Linked DNA regions of Homo sapiens: region 1 is linked to region 2. The links are chromatin contacts, found by Hi-C or POLR2A ChIA-PET in ENCODE. All regions are on one chromosome and are shown on one strand. Each heading gives the region's core, a stretch centred on a gene start or an enhancer-like site at or near the end of the contact. The rest is flanking DNA. Distances are from core to core; before and after follow the strand shown. Region 1 overlaps PTPRJ (protein tyrosine phosphatase receptor type J). Region 2 overlaps PTPRJ (protein tyrosine phosphatase receptor type J).

What was found. Hi-C counts contacts between places; a loop is a spot of excess contacts on that map. ChIA-PET counts read pairs that join two places held with the same protein, here RNA polymerase II (POLR2A). Pooled maps may share reads with other maps.
Region 1: a map of CD14-positive monocyte shows a loop between it and region 2 (4-fold over the local background). The contact joins two enhancer-like sites. A Hi-C loop is called at or near these places in 17 of 168 maps with a recorded cell type or tissue (CD14-positive monocyte, CD4-positive, alpha-beta memory T cell, CD8-positive, alpha-beta T cell and 10 more), 14 of 37 single-sample maps with no recorded cell type and 18 of 50 pooled maps. POLR2A ChIA-PET finds 5 or more read pairs at or near these places in 13 of 52 experiments (A673, AG04449, CD4-positive, alpha-beta T cell and 9 more).

Annotation. Positions count from the first base shown.
Region 1 is chr11:48,105,066-48,110,015 of GRCh38, reverse strand. All of the region lies in intron 1 of PTPRJ (protein tyrosine phosphatase receptor type J), which reads right to left. Among named protein-coding and RNA genes, the nearest start is that of MIR3161, 11 kb to the right of the region's middle. Within about 2 kb of position 2,640, at least 10 of the 41 ENCODE cell types and tissues checked have a DNase peak (open chromatin) inside an H3K27ac peak, as active enhancers do; they include OCI-LY7, where a contact is called at or near this core.
Region 2 is chr11:48,029,948-48,035,525 of GRCh38, reverse strand. All of the region lies in intron 1 of PTPRJ (protein tyrosine phosphatase receptor type J), which reads right to left. Among named protein-coding and RNA genes, the nearest start is that of PTPRJ, 52 kb to the right of the region's middle. RefSeq lists a silencer at 3,780-3,849. Within about 2 kb of position 3,350, at least 9 of the 41 ENCODE cell types and tissues checked have a DNase peak (open chromatin) inside an H3K27ac peak, as active enhancers do; they include OCI-LY7, where a contact is called at or near this core.

The DNA.
Region 1 (4,950 bases), core at 1,391-3,890, 75 kb before region 2:
CCATGGAAAATGCAAATCAGAAATAAAGCAGTTGAGGATTTAATAATGGGGGTGGGGTGGTAAGAAGCACATTAAGCAAAGGTCTGCTGGTCAGGGTTAGGCCGTCTTGGGACATTAAACACAGGGAATCATTGCAACCTCGGGGTCAATTACAAAGGATTAACTGGGTTATGTGGGGGCTGGCGGCTGCTGACTCCCAGTGCCCAGTGTTTCTCCCCAGACACATCCCCCCACCTCCAGCCCTCTCCCCGGAGCAACTCCCCAGGTCAGCACCTCCCTCCACCCACTGTGCGATGAGCTGAAGCAGAAGGACACAGAAGCAGAGACCAGATTGTCAGGGCCAAAAAAAGGGGGTTGGGTGGGGGGGATACCAAGCCCAGCACACCCCTTCCCCAGACCCATTTCCCAGTCCTGACAGCACAGTGGAAACCAGAAATCCACTGTGTTTGGGATTTTCATTGTACAAAAATTCATCTTCTTCTTTCCATCAGTAGGTGGCAGTAAAAATTTTTAATCACATGTCAAGCAGCTTTGGGAAGAATTAATGCTTGACACACAAGAGGCCTTAAAGGTTTAGCTGACAGTGTCAGCTGGGGAGGGGAGCAGCCCTCAAGGATATTCATTGTGATCCATAATTGTTTCCCTATACTTTAAAAATCTAAAGTGATTCAAGGTTGTACACTCTATTGTTTCACAAACACACCTTTTTGGTGAATAAGATTTTTTTTTTTAAGTAGGATCGTCACGAAGAATAAAATAATCAAAAAGGACCCTGGTGGAAAAAACCGTCCTCCTACTTTCCATGACACTTAGAATAAAATTCAAACTCAGCCACAGCCCACTAGCCCCTCTGGTCTCACTGCCCCCTCACATTCTCGAAACTGATTCTCCCCTAGAGCCTTTACATATTTATTCCCTCCCACAAACACACTCTGCCCAGACCTTTTCATGGCCTGCCCAAAACGCCACCTCCTCAGCAAGTCCTTCTCCGAGCAGCCATGGAAACCAACACCCCTCACTCTCTGTCCATCACTGACTCCTCCAACCACACTGTGTGCTCCATGAGAACAGAGATCTTGTCTGTGCCCCATGCCTAGAATGGTGGACCCAGTAGGCACTCAATAAACGGCACAGGAAGGAAAGAACGAGCCCAGAGGGGGAAAGTCTTGCCCCCAGGTCCTCCAATTCTCAAACTTCCCATTCCCACCTTCCACCCTACCATCAACTCCTTCGCGCCTCAGGCCTACCCTTTTTCAGCTCATCTTCCTCCTCCAGCCCCTGCCCTTTAATCTAGGCTGAGCCTCAATCCACAGTCTAGGATGGATCATAGGAGAGAGGCAGAAAAAAGAGAAGTCAATAGCTAGGCAAGTCGCACAGGGCAGCAAACATTTTTTTGCCCAGTAAGGGGAAAGATTAAAGTAAAAGCACTGTGGGAGGCTATACTTGCAAACGCATTCTGAGGATAAAAAGGAACTCTAACTTACTAAGCACCTACTATGTAACAGACACTGTGCTGGGCTTTCTACATCCCTTGTCTCAGCACAGAACCATGGAGTGATGGCTAAGAGCTGAGACCTGGACTCAGACCGCCTGAAGGAAGTCGTTCAGTGCCACTGCTTCTGGCCATGTAACTGCGGGCAGGTAGCTTGCTTAATTAACCTCTCTGTCCCTCCCTGTCTGTATCTGCCAACAGGATGATCTTTGTACCTGCCTTGCTTTGGCGAGAATTAAGTTAAATGATCTATTTGAGCTGCTGTTGTCATCATCATCATCCTTACATCTTCACTGCAACCCTGTGAGGTATTTTTATCCCCATTTTACAGGTAACACCACCGAGGCTCAGATCCTCCTGATAGAAACCAATGTGCAATCTGAAGCTCATACTCTCCCCAGCATTGTTTTCCAAAGTATTTTTTGAATAACTTTTTTCTTAAGAGACAAGGTCTCACTCTGTCACAGGCTGGAGTGCAGTGGTGCAATCACAGCTCACTGCATCCTTGATCCCACATGCTCAAGCGATCCTCTCACCTAAGCCTCCCAAGTAGCTGGGACTACAGGCATGCACCACCATGCCCAGCTAATTTTTTTATTTCTGTATGGGGACAGCATCTCACTTTGTTGCCCAGATTGGTCAGAAGCTCCTGGGCTCAAGCAATCCTCCCACCTTGGCTTCCCAAAGTGCTGGGATTACAGGCATGAGCCACCATGCCCAGCTTTTTTCTCCAAGTATTTAAATAGACCAACAACCCAGTTGCAGAGGGCACGGAGGCCCAGAGACAGTAAGCAGCTTGTTGAAGGACACACAGCCAGAGAGGAGGCACAAGAACCAGAACCCAGATCTTGACCTCAACCACTCTCCCTTACATCTTCACAGCAAAGTCACTGGTACAGATGACCCAAAGCTTCTGCTGGCCCCCATAGCTGGACAAAAGGAGCAAACACTAAGAAAAGAGATCAAGCTCACGACTCAGCAGTGACAGACACGGGAAGAATGCAGTACGGCCCACAGTTCTGGCCAAAGACTTCCCTATATACCCCAGTTGTGTGGCAGAAAACCCGTTAGTCACCCAGATGTGCCCAGGAACACCCAATGCTACCCAGGAGGTGGAAGCTTCTCTGTCCCCTTTCCTGAGGGGAAACCCCTCGCCGGTGAGCCTTCCAGCCTTGTTCATTGCTAGAACTGCCCTAGAGATGGTTCTAGTTTCACATCCTCCTTTCTTTGTGCTGATAAGTCGAACTCTTTCTTTTCTCTTTTTTTTTTTCCTTGCCAGCAGGAAAAACCACTGCCAGTCCCAACTGTGGTTCCAGTCACAAGGATCCTCCTCCAGGCCTCAGAGAAAAAGAAATGGTTAACACGGCTTTCTGCACCATCCCAATTCAGCCAAACCTGCAGCTATGACATCAGTGGTCCACTCTGAACACTAGATTCTTCCCACTCAAAAACTAAGGCCGGGAGCAGTGGCTCACACTTGTAATCCCAGCACTTTGTGAGGCCAAGGCAGGTGGATCACCTGAGGTCAGGAGTTCCAGACCAGCCTGGCCAACATGGTGAAACCCCAACTCTACTAAAAATACAAAAATTAGCCAGGTGTGGTTGCATGCACCTGTAATCCCAGCACTCTGGGAGGCTGAGGCAGGAGAATTGCTTGAACTGGGGAGACGGAGGTTGCAGTGAGCTGAGATCGCGCCACTGCACTCCAGCCTGGGCAACAGAGTGAGACTCTGTCTTAAAAAAAAAAAAAAAAAAAAAAAGAAAGAAAGAAAGAAAAGAAAAGAAGAAAAAAAAGAAACTAAGTCATAAGGATCTTACCAGCTGCATTTACACCTAAAACTTCTAAAATTTTCCCCAACTCCTCTACATGAAAATCCTACATGTACATACACATCAAAACAGACCCCCTACGTATTCTCCTCTTCCCCTCTCTCTGACATGACTGTGTCATTAAACCTGTCTCCCAGTCTGCAAACCAGAATAACTTCTGGTTCTTCCCTCTGCTTCACTCTTTGTGGGTCACATAAAGATGTTTCCTTGCCCAGCACACCTTGACTTCCCCGCTTCTGTACTGTGCATATTGTAAACCAAGTCTTCATAACCTCCAGCCCTAAATCACAGAAACAGCCTCATCCTAGGGCTGAGAAACACTCAGGCCATTTCCATTTTCATTTCTTGAAGCTCCAGGTGCACACATGTACACACAAAATTAGGAAGTACCAGAACAGGGTTGTATCTACGGCCGTGTATTTTTGGTTTTGCTTCTGTTAGAGCAACGCCCTGACTCGACCTATAACCCCTCATTTGGAATATAAGAGGACTTAAACGGGAGCCTTTTGTGAACACCAGTGGTGACAGCCAGGCCCTACTCCTTCATCCATATACCTGGTTGCCTCTCCCTTCAATCCACAGTAAAAAAATAAATAGAACTGCGAATTTTTCTTTCTGAAACATGCGGTATTAGCCAATATCCTAGCTGGAGCAGATGACACACTCAATGAGGGTGAGTGAGGAGAGTTTTAAAGAGTCTGTTTTCAAGGGTGAGGGTGGGGTTAAGGAAAACCAGTAAGGGATGGGCAAGAATCCTGGGGTAGCAGCAGCGAGGAAGGGCAAGGAGAGAGGCCAAGGCTACCTCCCCTCATCTCCAGCTAGGGTCTCTCGCCAGACTGGCCCACTGGAAGCTGGAGACCAAGGGCACCCACTGGTGTAGAACATAAAGGTCAGCCTCCTCCTAGTGGGCACAGCAGGGTAGAGACAGGCGGGCAGAGTCTCAGGAGCACACAGAGATCTGCGGCACAGAGCTCCCAACACATCACCACTGAAAGCCCGTCAGCCTGACAGGTGTGGACTAGGGTGGTTAAAAGGTTAGTTCAACTTCCACTGTCACTCATGAGCTCTGGCACTTGAGGGTCTCGTGGAGCCATTGTTTTCATCAGTTGTAAAATGACGCAGGGGCATTTGCAATACAGACCCCATATCTGAGTTGTCCTGAGACTCGAACAACACAAGGTTCCTTAATTCCCAGCCTAACAGCCTTCTTCTTGCCTCACTGAACCTCCAAAGCCACCACCCTTCAATTCACTTGGTGACTTCCTGTGACTGCTCCAGCCCCTAGGAGCTCTCCAGGCTCTGAGACCCTCTCCGTCCATGCTGTTGTCCATGCTGCTAATTGTGGCCCTGCAGGGCCCCAGGCCCCAGGTTAGGTGCCAAAGATGCAGAGGGTGCTTAAGGTGGTCCTGACTCCCCAAGAGCTCACAGGCAAGAAAAGCAGTGAAAGATCTGGGTGCGCCAGGACCTGGTGAGCTTGGGGGATGGGGAGGGAGGGGCTTGAGGGATGGGGAGGGAGAGGCTTGGGGGTGCTTCAGGGTAATATGCAGGGGTAGAATGGGAGAAAACAACATAGTGACCCTGTGTGAGAATCTAATGCTGTTCCATTCTACTTATTATAATATTAACTA
Region 2 (5,578 bases), core at 2,101-4,600:
AAAAGAAAAGAAAGAAACCACAATTTCCTTTCCAGGAGAGCACAGATGGTCCCCACCCATCATCCCGGGGGCTCACCAGGCCCAGGCTCTTCACTACAAACAGCTCATCCCGATGCTGACAAGAAACTAGACACTTGCACATTACCGTGTATGTATACATCTGCCTAATCTCTTCTCACAAGAAAAGGAGATCTGCGGTGCTTTAGGAAAGCCCTAGGCTTAAAATGGAGCAAGGGACATGGAGGGGCTCAGGTCGATTAACAGCTTTCAAAGCCAAGCTCTGACTCTGCTGGCCTCCCTGGGGTGGCTCATGTGGCCTCACAGTCAGGCCCGGAGAAATGGGAGCCACTGTCCTGTCATGACACAACTGGGTGCCATGGGCCACAAAGTGAGTCTAAAAGGAGGTAGCCAGGTGCCGTGAATCACCAGGGAAGGAACATGTGACAGCCTTGGAGGACGGCCACTGTGCTGAGGAAATAGCAGGATTCGGAAGCCAGACAAACTCGAGTTTGAATTCTGGCTCCACTCCTCAGCTTTGGACTTCAAGCAAGTTACTCAATTCTCTGAGCCTTCATTTCCTCCTCTGTAAAACGGGCTCTTAATATCTTGCGGGGATGAAGATTCTCATTCGTGCATCTGAAATACACAACACAGTGCACAGCATATAAAGCACAACAATTACCAGTATGGCCATCGCCATTGTTCTTCAGTAGAGATTGATGGGAAAACCGACAGGCCTTGGAGTATAATGGTGAAGAACCTAGAACATGGAGCCAGGCTCCCCCAGTTCAAATCCTAGCTCTACTGCTTGTTAGTTGGGTGACCTTATTTAACTGTCTGTGCCTGTTTTCTTGCCTGCAAAATGAGCAAAATAATAGTACCTACCTCCTAGGGCTGCTGTGAGGACTAAACAAGTAATATGTACAAAGCTTTATACAGTATATGCAAGTGAGTGCAATAGAGCACCAGGCACTATTCTAATGATTTATTATACAAATAAAAATAAGATGAATCAATAAAGGACCTGGGGAATAGAGGTATCCTTTAACACAATCAAAGCAACAGTTCCTAGTATCTATAGTATGCTTTCATAGCCACTATGTTATTTAATCTTCTAATGGAAACCCAAGAAAAACAGAATCCCATGATGTAAAACTGAGACCTAAATTCTAAGAAAGGCCTGAGAGCCCTCCTTTCTTAAAGGTTTCCTTTAAAATAAAAGAAAAAAAAAGGCCCTGGTTAAAGGGAAGCACCAAATGAATAACCACTTGTTCTTTTTCTAGCTCAAGTCTTTGCCTATCCAGCCAAGTTCTTCTCAACACAGCACATCCTCCCCACGTGCCATCTCGAGGAGATGGTCAGTGCAAAGGCCAGAGCCAACATCTAGCACCAGAACAGCATGGGCCAAAGGACAGGAAAAGGGAGACTTGGGCCAAGTTTACAGGTTACTTTCCACCCAAGTGAGAAGGACTCCACTCAGCAACTGTTAACAGTGTCAGCACCTGGAGTTCAGACTAGAAGCTCTTGTAAGTTCCTGTTCCTCACATGCCCCAGTTTGCCTTGGAAAGAAGAAGCCTTTTAGGAAGTGAAGCGTTTGCTGAACAGTCAGCTGGTTACTATAGGTCAAACGCTCTGTATCTGCTAATCCAATCCAATCCCAAAAGATCCACAAAGACTTCCGGTAGGTGTCTTCCTAGTTCCCGCCTTGGATCACAGGTGGTCCAAACAGCTCCTCTTGGTCCTCCTTCACAATCTTCAAATCCCCTGAAGGGCCATCATTGTGGGTACCACCTACCATCACAACTATCCAGGCCAGATCTCAAGTACAGGCTCACCGATCAATGATCGACTGTCTTCCTCTCCACTGCTCCCTGTCTCATCATTCTGAGGGATTTCCACACCCACACAGTTAATCCATCCCATAGCACACGTTTGGAGCAGCTCAGTGGCTTATCCTTGGTCACTATGCGCAGATACAGATTAGATGTCAACAAGATGAACAGGTACTTGTATCCCAGGAACATCCGCTGAGCCTGGACACATGCACCACCTGGCCAGTCCCATCCTCTCACATGACGGTGATCTTACCCCGTCCCACAGCTTCAAAAAGCTGATTTCTCTCAAACTTACAATTCCAGCCTTCATGTCCTCCCTCAGCTCCGGGCTCCTGGTTCCTGCAGACTGCTCAGCATCTCCAAGCAGGTATCTCAAGCTCAGACTCCAAAATCCACCCCACCCCACTCCACCCCCAGCTCATTCCACTTCCCACCAAGCTGATCCTTGCTATTCCAGAAAGATGCCAGTGAGTCTTCCAGGCCTTTGCACCAGCTGTTTCCTATGGCCCCCCACCAGGAGGGGCTTTCCTTGGAAAATAGCACCCATCCCCTCAACACGCTGTATTCCCTTACCCTATGTCACTTCTTTCACAGCCCTGAAGTCTACCTGATGTTAGACTTGTTTTTTTTTTTTTAATAGAGACGGAGTCTCACTATGTTGCCCAAGCCGATCTTGAACTTCTGGGCTCAAGTGATCTCCCCACCTCGGCTTCCCAAAGTGCTAAGATTACAGGCGTGAGCCACTGCACCCAGCCTACACTTTTGTTTCTATATTTGTCTCTCTTCCACCAAACGTAAGCTCCATGAAACAGGGAACTTGGTCTGTTTGGGGCATATCCCCAGTGTTTGGAACAAACTGTGTTGAATAAATTGTGCACGCTGAATGAATGAATTAGATTTGGGGTTTTTTGTTGTTTTTGTTTTGTTTTTTGAGATGGAGTTTTGCTCTTGTTGCCCAGGATGGAGTGCAATGGCATGATCTTGGCTCACTGCAACCTCCGCCTCCCAGATTCAAGCAATTCTCCTGCTTCAGCCTCCCGAGTAGCTGGGATTACAGGCATGTGCCACCACGCCCGACTAATTCTGTATTTTTAGTAGAGATGGGGTTTCTCCTTGTTGGTCAGGCTGGTCTTGAACTCCTGACCTCAGGCGATCCACCCACCTCTGCCTCCACCTCCCAAAGTGCTGGGATTATAGGCGTGAGCCACCGCACCCGGCCTAGATTTGTTAACTAAATAGAAGCCAAGGTAGCAAAGAGAAAGTCAGCAAACAAAATCACATCTGAGGCCTAACTTGAAAGTTCTTAAGAAGTATTGAAGCCCAACTGAGAAGTCCTCTGTAGCCGCTCAGCTGTCAGAGTTGGGTTAGGCTTCTCAGCTTCTCTCTTCTCCCTTCCCCCATTGATGTTGTGTTTCATAAGGTTTTGAAACCAACAGTACATTGAAGTCCAGAGCTGAGGGATGAGCATTTCACAAAAAAAGGGAACTAGGCTAGGGGAAGCAACCTGGCAGGGGGCAGGAAAAGACACACTGAGAACTGAGTCACCCTCTGCCACCAGCCCCATGTAGCCAGCTGGACGCAGTAGCAGCAGCAGCAGCAAAGGTCACTCACTGAGCCTGGACAGAGCACTGGGCACTGGGCTGGACACTGCCTGCAGTTACTTCATTTCATCCTCATCAACCCTATGATACAGTCACAGGGACACTGCCTTTCATATGATGCTAAGCTCTAACGTTGACGGGGGTGGGGAGGGTGCATAAGCAAAATAACCCTTGAAATGTACCAACATAAGCATTCACTGGCAAAGGACACACCATCCCCCAAGCCCCAACACTGGAACTTACTAAGTAAAATAATGGGTTAGTGGCTTGCATTCAGGAGCCACGCTATATGCAAATTACATGCTTAAGTCACACTCTCCGTAGCAGAATAAGAATAAGCACACCATGAGAGGCACCAGGAGACCACAAGAAAGACTAGATGCATGTTGCCAATCCTGCATTCCCTCTGAGCCAAATCTGTACATACAGCAGTAAGGAGCGCAGCCAGGATCCGACCCTGTGTGTTGAGCCAGACTCAGGCTGGACCACACAGGCCTTTGCATCCAAGTGCTTCATCCCGCGATGTGATCCCACCCCATTTTGCATGACCCCAATCTTACATGGATGCTTCCCACGTGCCTGCTGGAAGCACCTCAGCCACATAAAGTATTCATCATCTGTATCATGCTTTGGAATCCAGTAGGGCCTTCCACAGCACCAACTTGGCTAAGCCTCACTGCAGTCCCATAAGGGTTGTCATTCCCCATCTTACTGATGTGGAAAGCTCAGAGAGCCAAGAGACTTTACTGAGTCCCAGGAGAGGACAGACCAGAACTGACCCAGGTCTTCTGACACCAGGGTCTGGGCTCATTCTATAAGCCAACAGAATTTACCTTCTGCTCCTGTGCTAGTTGAACTTTGACTCTGCTTTTCCAAGTTTCCTGCATCCTCATTCTACCATTTATTAAAAAAATAAAAATAACAAAAGATGAGGCTAGGAATCTATTCACCAAGAATCTAACAGGCAATGGTCACCATGCAGAACAATTAGGTGGCTCTTTGGTTAGAGGTGAGCAGAGGAGTAGAAAGGCAGCCAGTTTACAAAGTTCTACAATCTGTTTCAGTACTTTGAAAACACTGCTTGCTGCCCATATCCATAACATCCAGTCTCTTCCTCCTCCTTAGTAAAAGGACCCTTGTTCTGAATTTTATACATATTGTATCTGGGACTAAGAGACTATACTTCTCAGCCTCCCTTGCAGCTCAGTGTGTGCATCTGACTGAGTTATGACCAATGAGATAAGCAGAAGTGTTCCATGGAACTTCCCAGGAACGCTGCTCAGAGAGAGCTGATGCAGCAGGAAAGGCCTCCTCTTTATTATTTTATTTATTTATTTATTTATTTTTGAGACAGAGTCTCGCTCTGTTGCCCAGGCTGCAGTGCAGTGGCACAATCTCGGCTCACTGCAACCTCCACCTCCCAGGTTCAAGCGATCCTCCTGCCTCAGCTCCCCTAGTAGCTGGGATTACAGGCACACACCACCATGCCCGGCTAAATTTTGTATTTCTAGTAGAGATGGTGTTTCGCCATGCTGGCCAGGCTGGTCTCGAACTCCTGACCTCAGGTGACCCACCGCGCCCAGCTGAAAGGCCTCCTCTTGATCTGTGCCTTTCCTCCTTCTGCCAACATATGACTCAGACAAGGGGGATGGAGCCCCAGCAGCCATCATGGACTGTGAGGTGACCTAGATCCTGAAAGCCATGTGTAAGCAGGTAGAATATGACAGCCTGGGGCCTCTAAGAGCCCTAAACTACTACCTCTAACTAATTTCTATGTGAGAGAGAAATAAAACTTTACATCACTTAAGCCTCCGTTAACTGACTATAAATCTGATTTGTTGCTGTTGTTATACACAGCTAAAGTTAATCCTAAGTAACATAAGCCCAAAGCAAAAATAAAATACCAACATGACCCTGCCCCCACTTCTTAATCCCAACCAACTCCATAAAAGACAAAACATCTGTCCAGATAAAAATCCAACATTCCTACAAATTAATCTGTTTTACATTTGAATGTCCAGAATTTCTTATACTATCTCTATCACTGGCTCCAGAGAACATACAATCAAGATACTAAGCCTTTTTCTAATTAAGATAAAAATTTCCCCCTGTCTTACCGGAGGCACTCATCAGGGGCCTTTG